Linked DNA regions of Homo sapiens: all the other regions are linked to region 1. A link is a contact called in ENCODE Hi-C or POLR2A ChIA-PET data. All regions are on one chromosome and are shown on one strand. The core of a region is the stretch at or near the end of the contact, and the rest is flanking DNA. Distances in the headings are between cores, read along the strand shown. Region 1 overlaps C5orf67 (chromosome 5 putative open reading frame 67). Region 2 overlaps MAP3K1 (mitogen-activated protein kinase kinase kinase 1). Region 3 overlaps LOC105378977 (a long non-coding RNA gene).

What was found. A loop is a pair of places that touch in the nucleus more often than their neighbours do. ChIA-PET counts read pairs that join two places held with the same protein, here RNA polymerase II (POLR2A). Pooled maps may share reads with other maps.
Region 2: a map with no recorded cell type shows a loop between it and region 1 (9-fold over the local background). The contact joins two enhancer-like sites. A Hi-C loop is called at or near these places in 8 of 37 single-sample maps with no recorded cell type and 6 of 50 pooled maps. POLR2A ChIA-PET finds 5 or more read pairs at or near these places in 3 of 52 experiments (GM10248, activated B cell and activated T-cell).
Region 3: a map of heart left ventricle shows a loop between it and region 1 (3-fold over the local background). The contact joins two enhancer-like sites. A Hi-C loop is called at or near these places in 1 of 168 maps with a recorded cell type or tissue (heart left ventricle) and 9 of 50 pooled maps. POLR2A ChIA-PET finds 5 or more read pairs at or near these places in 1 of 52 experiments (activated B cell).

Annotation. Positions count from the first base shown.
Region 1 is chr5:56,587,621-56,590,590 of GRCh38, forward strand. All of the region lies in intron 1 of C5orf67 (chromosome 5 putative open reading frame 67), which reads right to left. Among named protein-coding and RNA genes, the nearest start is that of C5orf67, 17 kb to the right of the region's middle. RefSeq lists enhancers at 1,180-1,259, 1,390-1,649. Within about 2 kb of position 1,436, at least 18 of the 41 ENCODE cell types and tissues checked have a DNase peak (open chromatin) inside an H3K27ac peak, as active enhancers do.
Region 2 is chr5:56,837,028-56,839,997 of GRCh38, forward strand. The region is part of intron 1 of MAP3K1 (mitogen-activated protein kinase kinase kinase 1); the gene reads left to right. Among named protein-coding and RNA genes, the nearest start is that of MAP3K1, 23 kb to the left of the region's middle. Within about 2 kb of position 1,569, at least 7 of the 41 ENCODE cell types and tissues checked have a DNase peak (open chromatin) inside an H3K27ac peak, as active enhancers do.
Region 3 is chr5:56,349,157-56,352,126 of GRCh38, forward strand. It overlaps LOC105378977 (a long non-coding RNA gene), which reads left to right. Exons shown (of 3, transcript XR_948342.3): 3 at 1,447-1,906. Among named protein-coding and RNA genes, the nearest start is that of ANKRD55, 120 kb to the left of the region's middle. RefSeq lists an enhancer at 1,060-2,259. Within about 2 kb of position 1,540, at least 7 of the 41 ENCODE cell types and tissues checked have a DNase peak (open chromatin) inside an H3K27ac peak, as active enhancers do.

The DNA.
Region 1 (2,970 bases), core at 186-2,685:
CTGCACTTTGATAGGAAATGTTGGTAATCCTACATTTGGTAGAGTAAGACAAAAATAAACACATAAATGTATATTTCAGGTTATGATAGGGGATATGAAGAAAAAGCAAGCAGGGAGGTAGGAAGTGATGGGGATTGAGGGTGATGTTTTAGATGGGTGGTCAGGGAGGCCCTTGCTCAGAAGGGGAAGGCTGAGTGGAAAGCTGAAGGAAGCGAGCATGAGCCATAAGGACATCAGAGTGGACACCCAGGGAGAGGAAAAAGCACGTGCAAATGTCCTGTTTGGGAGCATGCTTCTTACTTTGAAGAAGCAGCAAAGAGGCCAGGAGTAGAAAGAGTAAAGGGAAGCGGTGGGAAATGAGGTAATAGAAGCGGGGCCCAGAATGAGAAAGGCAGACTCTGGCAAGCTCTGAACAGAGGAGAGGCACCATCTGATGACTACTGGCATAGCAGGATGCCTGCTGAGTAGGAAGAGTTTGAGCAGTCAGGGACAGAAGCAGGGAGCCTAGTTTGGAGGCAGCTGCAGTAATCCAGGTAAGAGGTGATGGAGCTGGGATAAGGTAGCAGTGAGAGAGGTGGGAGTGGAGAGTTTCTGGATATACTGAGAAGAGAGAGCTTCAGGAAGTGCTGATGGACTGGGCTTGCGGGATGGCCTTGGTCCTGAAACTCCTGGCAAGGGAATAGGCCCAGCTGTCAGCTTAGAGAGTGCAAATGCATCAGAAATCAAGGCCTCTTGAATTCTGGCTCTTACGCAAGAGGCAAAGACCCCATTTATTTAGCACCTACTATGTGTCAGGTGCTGCCTTAGGTATTTTCACAGAAACTTCTTCCTCACAAATCTTTGAGATGGGTTTGACTACTTCCACTTCATGGGTAAGGAAACCAGAATCTCAAAGAAGTTCAATCAGTCAGGGACGGAGATCTGAACCTGTGTCTACCAGTCCCCAGGGCTGTTAATCAGAGACCTTTACAGAGGGAGAGCCTAGCAGAGTGGCTTGGGGGTCGGGGGTCGCTGCAAGCTCAGCAAAGGGAGGCACCAGAATAAGGGAACCCTCACACCCTCCCAGGCAGCCACAGCTTCGCACCAGAGCTCCAGGGTGGAGCTGCAAGTCACGGGTCTGACCTAGCACCAAGCTTCCTCAATAGGATCCAGGATGTAGCTGCTGGGGCTGCAGCCACCGGAAGCAGGAAAACCAACTAGGGACAGGCAGGAGATCCAGTTGACCCATCCAAGCCCCAGGCCCGGCTTTCCTGCGTGAGAGGGAGGGTGCCACCAGGTGCTGCCCACAGCCCCTGTAGTCAACGCCCTTCAAATTTAGTTTCCACATTTCAGCCTCCACACACCAAAACTTTCAGCTAGCCATCCTGGGAGGAGCCCCTAGGTCGCTGCCTCTGGGCTGGCTGGGGCCGATTGGAGGAAATGGGCCTGCACTCAACACTTGTGCACCTGCACTGGGCGTTGTGTATTTCTCCTCTGGTTGCCAGAGCAACAGAAACAACAGTGGCTGCTGAAACCCCCTTAACACCACAGCCCAGGCTGACCCTGACCAATGGCAGCCAGACCTTGCATCTTGGCCTCTTCCCTTTCCTCTCACCCCCCTGAAAGTATCTCCTCTGAAACCAAAAACTTAACCGGCCTCTTTCACTGAGCTGAAATGGTTCTCAGAGCTTGCCCAACTCTGAGCTCTTCCTGACACGCCTGGGTTTCTGACTGTCAGCACCCCAGGGAGAGGGTGGGACGCCCAGATCCAGGCATGGAGCAGAATGTCGCCTAGGGAGAGCGCCGGGAGCCTCCTCCTCAGAACCACTGCGGAAGCTACTTTACTGCAAACAACCTAAGTAAAGTGGGCAGCTTCCCAAGGTGTGGCCCCAGCTGCTGACCCCAGAGTTTGTACTCAAACACCCGTGGGCCTGGCTACTGCCCTTATTGACAAATCCAATCTCATCAGATGCTCTGGGGCTGTAGGTCTTCATTCCATGTCAGGAATGCCCCGCTTTGAGAGGACTTGTGATTGTGGTAATTTATGACACCAGCTGCTGTGAAAATGACTGGGGAATGGGCAAATTGCCCTGCCTGTAAACTCACAAATGGACATCCAGGACCAGAGATGCCCTCGCTCGGAAGCAAGCACCCATATCGCCCTGCCTCAAACTGTGGGGTGCTGGGCTAGCTCACGTTTCATCTCTCAGGTTGCTGTTCAAGTTGCAACCAGAGAATTCCATGTGCTCAGCTGGGAAACAGGACACCAGGGTCCTTCCCTCCATTCTGTGAGTATCCACCACAGGAGGGTGAGGGAAGAGGGCACCTCTATGCTGTTTTTTTAGTTATTTCCACAACCCCACAAGTTAAATATAGCATTTTCCACATGTGTACAACTGAGAAAATCAAAGTTCAGTGAGGTTAAGTGACTTGTCTGAGATTGCACAGTGAGCAAGTAGCAGGACCAGGATTTGAATCCAGATTTCCTATCTCACATTATACTGTAGAGGCATATTTAAAGTCTTTAATAAAGGGCTCAGTTCCTTGATTATCCCACACAATAAACAAAATCATAGGTACTCTATTAGTTTGCCAGGGCTGCCATAACACAGTATCACAGTCTGGGAGGCTAGCAACAGGAGTTTATTGTCTCACGATTCTGGAGGCTAGAAGGCCAAGATCAAGGAGTGGGCTACTTCTGAGGCCTCTCTCCTTGGCTTGTAGGTGGCCATCGCCTCCTCCCTGGGTCTCCACATGCTCTTCCCTCTGTACATGTCTATGTCCTACTCTCTTCTTATGAAGACACCAGTCACGTTGGTAATCCTAGCGGGATAATTCCAGTGACCCCATTTAACAATAATTACCTCTTTAAAGACTCTCTTCAAATGCAGTCACATTCTGCGGTATCAGAGATTAGGATACATGAATTTGGAGGGGGAAGATACAATTCACTCCATAACAGGTACCAAGCCCTGTCTTTTCAATGCTTGT
Region 2 (2,970 bases), core at 319-2,818, 250 kb after region 1:
ATCCTGCCAGCAGTATCCCCCCACCTTAAGCTAGGAGAATCTAGGTGTGAGAAATTTGGATTCGGAATTCCAGCACTGCCCCCCAGACATGCCCATTCACTGACCCCCTGAGCTAGTTCCCTTTCTTCCTCTTGGGTTGCTTCCCTAATAGGATGCACTTCATGGCTTTTGCATCTCCCCTCCCAGCCACAAGATCTTTGAATCTCTGAGGGTTTTCTTCAAGGCATTTTATTCCTACTTACCACAGGAAAAATTAACAGCCATTAACAAAATTATAGACATGGGTAAGTTCCTAAGTTAGGTTTTCACTGAAATATATATGAGTCTAGACTCATGGTTCTTAGCTTCTTTACTGACCATCTCTTAGTCTTTTCCTGGGGTTGAAAGCTGTCATTTTTCCCAAGAGTGGTGTGGGAGCTCTTCCCTCTTTCTGCAGTGCCCCAGGACTAACAGTGGATACTTGGCATACACAAAGGCCTCAGTGAAGCTTATTTACATCTTGGAGATCTTTCTGGCGTAGAAGTTCATATTGGAAAGGCATTGCTTCCTCACAGCTTCCTATGTACAAATACTGGGCATTTGGGAGTCTGGATGAAAGATGAGTAAGACAAAGGCTTTGTTCTCAAGTAAAAGTCCAAGGGGAAAAGATTAATCCATTATTTTATTAAGTACATATTTATTGACTACCACCCTTGTGCCAGGCTTTCTGCTGGGGCAGGAGACATAAGCTTGAGACCCATTTCCGTCCTCACGGATCTCAAAGTCAAGAGTGGGAAACAGATAAGAGGCCATTATAGCAGTGCTCTTTGCTGAGTGAGGACTGAGGAAGATTTCTTCACACTGAGTTTTAGGGGACGTGGCCAGTGGGGGAGGCTGAAGGCAGCACCTGGGATGGTTTCTCCAAGGGGACCCTAGAGCTTCAGTTAATGAGGTGAACCCTACAGAGTACTGACACCAGGAAATATGCCTAAGGAAAACTAGATAAACTAGGGTTTTATTTTTATTTTTTGCTTCTTCTGTATGCTAGGCAAACTCACATTTTATTAGCTGTCAGTCTGTTTTCATTTTTCAGTTTAAAAGTTTTCAGGTTGATAACTTTGGTCCGGTATCAGTCAGAGTGATGATGAATTGAGTCAAAGCTGTTGTTTTAAAAAGAATATTCATATGCATGCCTATGAAAAAGAGCTGTCTTGTTTTAAAATGGAGTAATACAATTTGTGTTACAAGTACAGTTCTTTGCCCCATTTCCATTCAAATTGTCATTTATATCTGAAATCATTAAAATTAGAAAACAGTTATGATGAATGTCTTTTGAAGCATATAGCAGGAAAAGTCATAAGTCAAAACCTGCCAGTTTAAAGTAAATGCAATTATTTGGTTCTATGAAATTGTAGCTTTTGCTATAGTGAAAAGAAATTGGCATATTTATGAACAACTCCAGGATCTCATTGAAATGAGGAAGACATTATTTAGGAAGACAGTAATGATTCAGACTATATTTAGGACAGGATGTTAGAGTTAATGTGCCTTCTCTTTCAAGTGATTAGTGGGCAGATGACATCTTTGGTATTAATGATTGCCTGAGTTAACATTTTTAAGGAAAGAGTGCCACCTACTGAATGAAGAGCTTTTGTTTTCTTCCATTCAATTCGAAGAATCTTGTTTCACTTTGAATCCTTAGTGGGTGGCATTTGCTGGGCAGTGATCCCGTCTTCCAGTGGATTGACTAGGGTAGCTAGGATTCTTAGAGGGAGTTTATGCCCCCAAAACCAGGTGTAGAAACAAAACCTAAGCATAAACATGATTCAGCACTTGGCAAGTCTCAAAACCTTACCATCATGTTAATGTACTCACTGGCCCAGAAGGTTTTTTGTTTTGTTTTGTTTTGAGCTAGGAGCAAATGGCTGGGAGGAAATGAACTATTCCAAAAAATAATTGAAGGGGATTGAAGAGCATATGACATTGGTCGAGATCTTCTGGGGAGACTTCGTTTTCCTAGGGAATAATATTAGTGCAGAGATTGCTTGATCACAACTTGGCCATAGGTCAGTGGAGGGATTCCTGAGGTCAAGTTGCGAATCCAAAGGCCTACTTCAGAGTAATCCATATGGTGCTCTTTTTGTAGTTCCTAACAATAGTATCTCATTAGTGAAAGGTTGAGTACATGAACAGCAGCAAACACACCAGTATCCGAATTAAAGGACATCATTTGAGAATTTCGCATAGTCATTATTTTTAGTATATTGGGACATTTTTGATGTTGTGGCTTAATTGACTACTAGGCATCAGCCATCTCCAGCTTTTTCCACTTGTCGATTGGATTATGCAAGTCATGAGTGGTATTTAAAAGAGGTGGACTGTATGCTAAATTGATTTATCCTTGCTTATGTGTACAGATTAATGGTATAATCCATGAGGGGTGATAGATTAAGATCCTGAAGTGAAAAAATACATATATAGTGTCAGGTATATTAACCAATGGTTAGTTGCCTTTTATTTTTCCAGTGTAAAGTATAGCAGATCCTTCAATAATGTCATTTAGTTGAACATTTTGGACAATTTTGCTAAAAAGTTGATGAGGATAAAAATCTCTTCTGGCAGAGGCTACTGTCTGTATGGAGTTTGCATACTCCCCCCATCTCTGGGTGGATTTTCTCTCAGTACTCTGGTTTCCCCCTGACACCCCAAAGATGTGCACGTTAGGTTCATTGTCATGTCTGCAAGGACCCAGACTGAGAGAATGTGGGTGTTTGTTAATGCACCCTGCAACGGGATGACATCCTACCCAGGGCTAGTTCAAGTCTGGCACCCTGAATTGTTGGGACAGGCTCTGGCCACCTGTGACCCTGAACTGGAATAAGTGGGTAAATAATCATCTTATTAATGTTTCTTAAATGTATGTTACAGCTCACATTTTTTCAGTGTTTAGTGTTAGAAGTGTTTGGGGTCTCTAGAAGTTTGGTGATGTTT
Region 3 (2,970 bases), core at 290-2,789, 240 kb before region 1:
TGCTTAACTATGGGGATACGCTCTAAGAAATGCATCATTAGGCGATTTTGTCGTTGTGTGAACCTCATACAGTGTACTTATACAAACCTAGATGGTATAGCCTACTATACATCAATATCAAAGCTATATGGTATTGTGTATTGCTCCTAGACTACAAACCTGCACAGCATTTTACTGTACTGAAAACTGTTGGTCATTGAAACATAACAGTACCCAAATGGCATTTGTGTATCTGAACATATATAAACATAGAAAAGGTAAAAATACAGTGTTATTATCTTATGGGGTCACCGTCATATCTGTGGGGTCACCGTCATATTATATGGGGTCACGGTCTGTCAGTGACCAAAATGTCATTATGCAGTGCATAACTATACATACAAGTGACATAAATTCTGTGGAGAGAAGTTTTAAGCACATTTGTGAAACAAGCTACAGAAGAACTTTTGTTTTACATTTTTATTGTGTATTTGGATGAGGGGAATAAACTGCTGACATAATTTGCTGATGATTCAGAATTGGCTATCAGCAGAATTATAATCCTGGCGAAGATGGAGGAAAAAATATAGAGAGACCTCCTGTGACAAAAAATGAGTGGAAAATTGTCACAAAATCACTTTTGGTGGTGAGGGGTAAGGGGATTGCCCCTGGGGAAAAATAAGTCATTGGATCATGCGGGTTGAGAGAGGCCGAATGAAGAGCACCTGAATGCTCTTGGCTGTCTTACCCAGCCCCAAATCCTCACTCAACACCCAGAAATGGGAATTATCTCCTTGCCAAGATGGGGAAACTGAGTCTCAGATGGATCGACAAACTTGGCAAGGTCTATAAGCAAAATAATAGAGGATGTAGGAATTCAAACTCATGGCTTCCAGGCACCAAAGTCCTCACTGAGAAAAACAGGGTGAACATAGAAAAATGACACTCTGAGAGAGAGACCCATTGAAAAGAAGTGGACAGTGAGCTTGGGTTTTAAATGTGATTCACTGACCAGCTGACTGAGAGGAAGTTTCAAAAGGTCTGTAGCACAGTGGGCTGAGGGACACTGCAATTCTTCTCCCTTCAACTCCCAGAGACTAAGTCCAGCAGTATGGGCTTCAACCAGGGGCACTTTGGTACCAGAAGGATACAGGCTGGACAGATTCCAATAGAGCAATAAAAAGAGTAAAGGAAACAGAGATTTATCTGTCGAAGGATGCATGAGTCCAAGCACTTGTAGCTTGCATTAATGGGGAGGAGAGGACGATGGATGGCAACTCTTTGAAGTGTGTGTCTGCATTTAAGGAGTGATTAGCTTATAGCAGGAGTACATCCAGGAGTGGGAAGTGACGAAATGTGGATGAGAAACCTCTAAACTGATAGCAGAAAATGGTTTTTGGAAGAGTTACAGGGCAACTCCTTGAGGCTCTGATGTTTTTCACTTTTCCTGACTCACTTGTTTTCCAGGAGTCCCAGTGTCTCCTGAGGAAATCCCTTTCCCATTCAGCCGGCAGCTGCAGCAGGTGGGATGGGCCAGACCAGCCCTCTGGGGATGCTGATCCCAGGGAGCATCCAGGCCGGAAGGTCCAAACGGGCAAGTGACTCATTTGCTTTTCCTCCCTTGGTCATGTCTATGACTCATACACTTTCATTCAGTCCCAAGTATGAGAAAGGAACATCAAAAAGTCCAAGATGTTATCAAATATTTGATGAAAAAGAAAATTCCCCTCTCATATGACCCTTACAGAAAATGTTTATTTAGTCTTTTCATTTTGTTGACATTTCTTTGATTTATCAACATTGAGAAGGTACAGTGAGGAGAAGGAAGGCTGTTAAGTGAGACAAAGGAGGGTTAGGATGGCTCAGTCATTGCTCCCCCGAGGGAGTGATCTAAGCTGCTCACCCACAGACAGAAAGGGTAAATGGGCTAGCTCTTCATTAATAAGAAAGGACTCTTCGTTTGAGTAAGTGAGGAGTATTTACAGTGCTGTGTTTGTAATCACATGGTGCCTGTGTATAGATGGCTGGGAGACAGGATAAAGGGATGGGTGATTTAAAAGCATCAACTTTGGTATCAGATGGATCTGGAGTGGAATTATGGATCTGTCACTTATTAGCTGTGCAACCTTCAGCAAGATCCTTGAGTGCTCTGAGACTTAGCTTTCAGATCTATAAAATAACAATTATAAAAAAATAGCAGCAATGATAATGCCAACATGTCTATCATTGAGCTTCTACTTTGTACCAGACATTGATCTATGGATTTTACATATATTATCTCATTTTATCTTTCCAACAAACCAAAATATGGGTAGTACTATTGTCCGCATTTTATAGGTGTGGAAGCCGAGTCACTGAGGGCTGAAGGAACTTGCTCAAGGTCACGCAATTAGAAAGGAGCAAAATATCTTCCTCCTCAGATTGTTATGAGGCTTACTCAAGGTAAAGCAGCTAAAGAGATTAGTTCCCTGTAAATGTACAACAGTATATATGCTTACTTTTTCTTTTTCAAACTAAAGACAAGGAAGGGGGAATTCCCTTTCTAATTGTCCCAATTGCTATCTCCTTTTTTTTTTTTTTTTTTTTTTGAGATGGAGTCTCACTCTGTCGCCCAGACTGGAGTGCAGTAGCGTGATCTCGGCTCACTGCAACCTCTGCCTGCCAGGTTCAAGCAATTCTCCTGCCTCAGCCTCCAGAGTAGCTGGGACTGCAAGAACATGCCACCATGCCCAGCTAATTTTTTGTATTTTTAGTAGGGACGGGGTTTCACCATGCTGGTCTCGAACTCCTGGTCTTGTGATCTGCCCGCCTCGGTCTGCCAAAGTTCTGGGATTACAGGTGTAAGCCACAGTACCCGGCTGCCATCGACTTTTTTAAATAAGTAAGTGATTCTCTCTGCTATCAACGTCTGCTATCAATGCACAAGTAATTCACAGTATTCTTTATTTTTTAACACAAAGTTTTCAAAATTCATAGAGATTATTTGTAAGA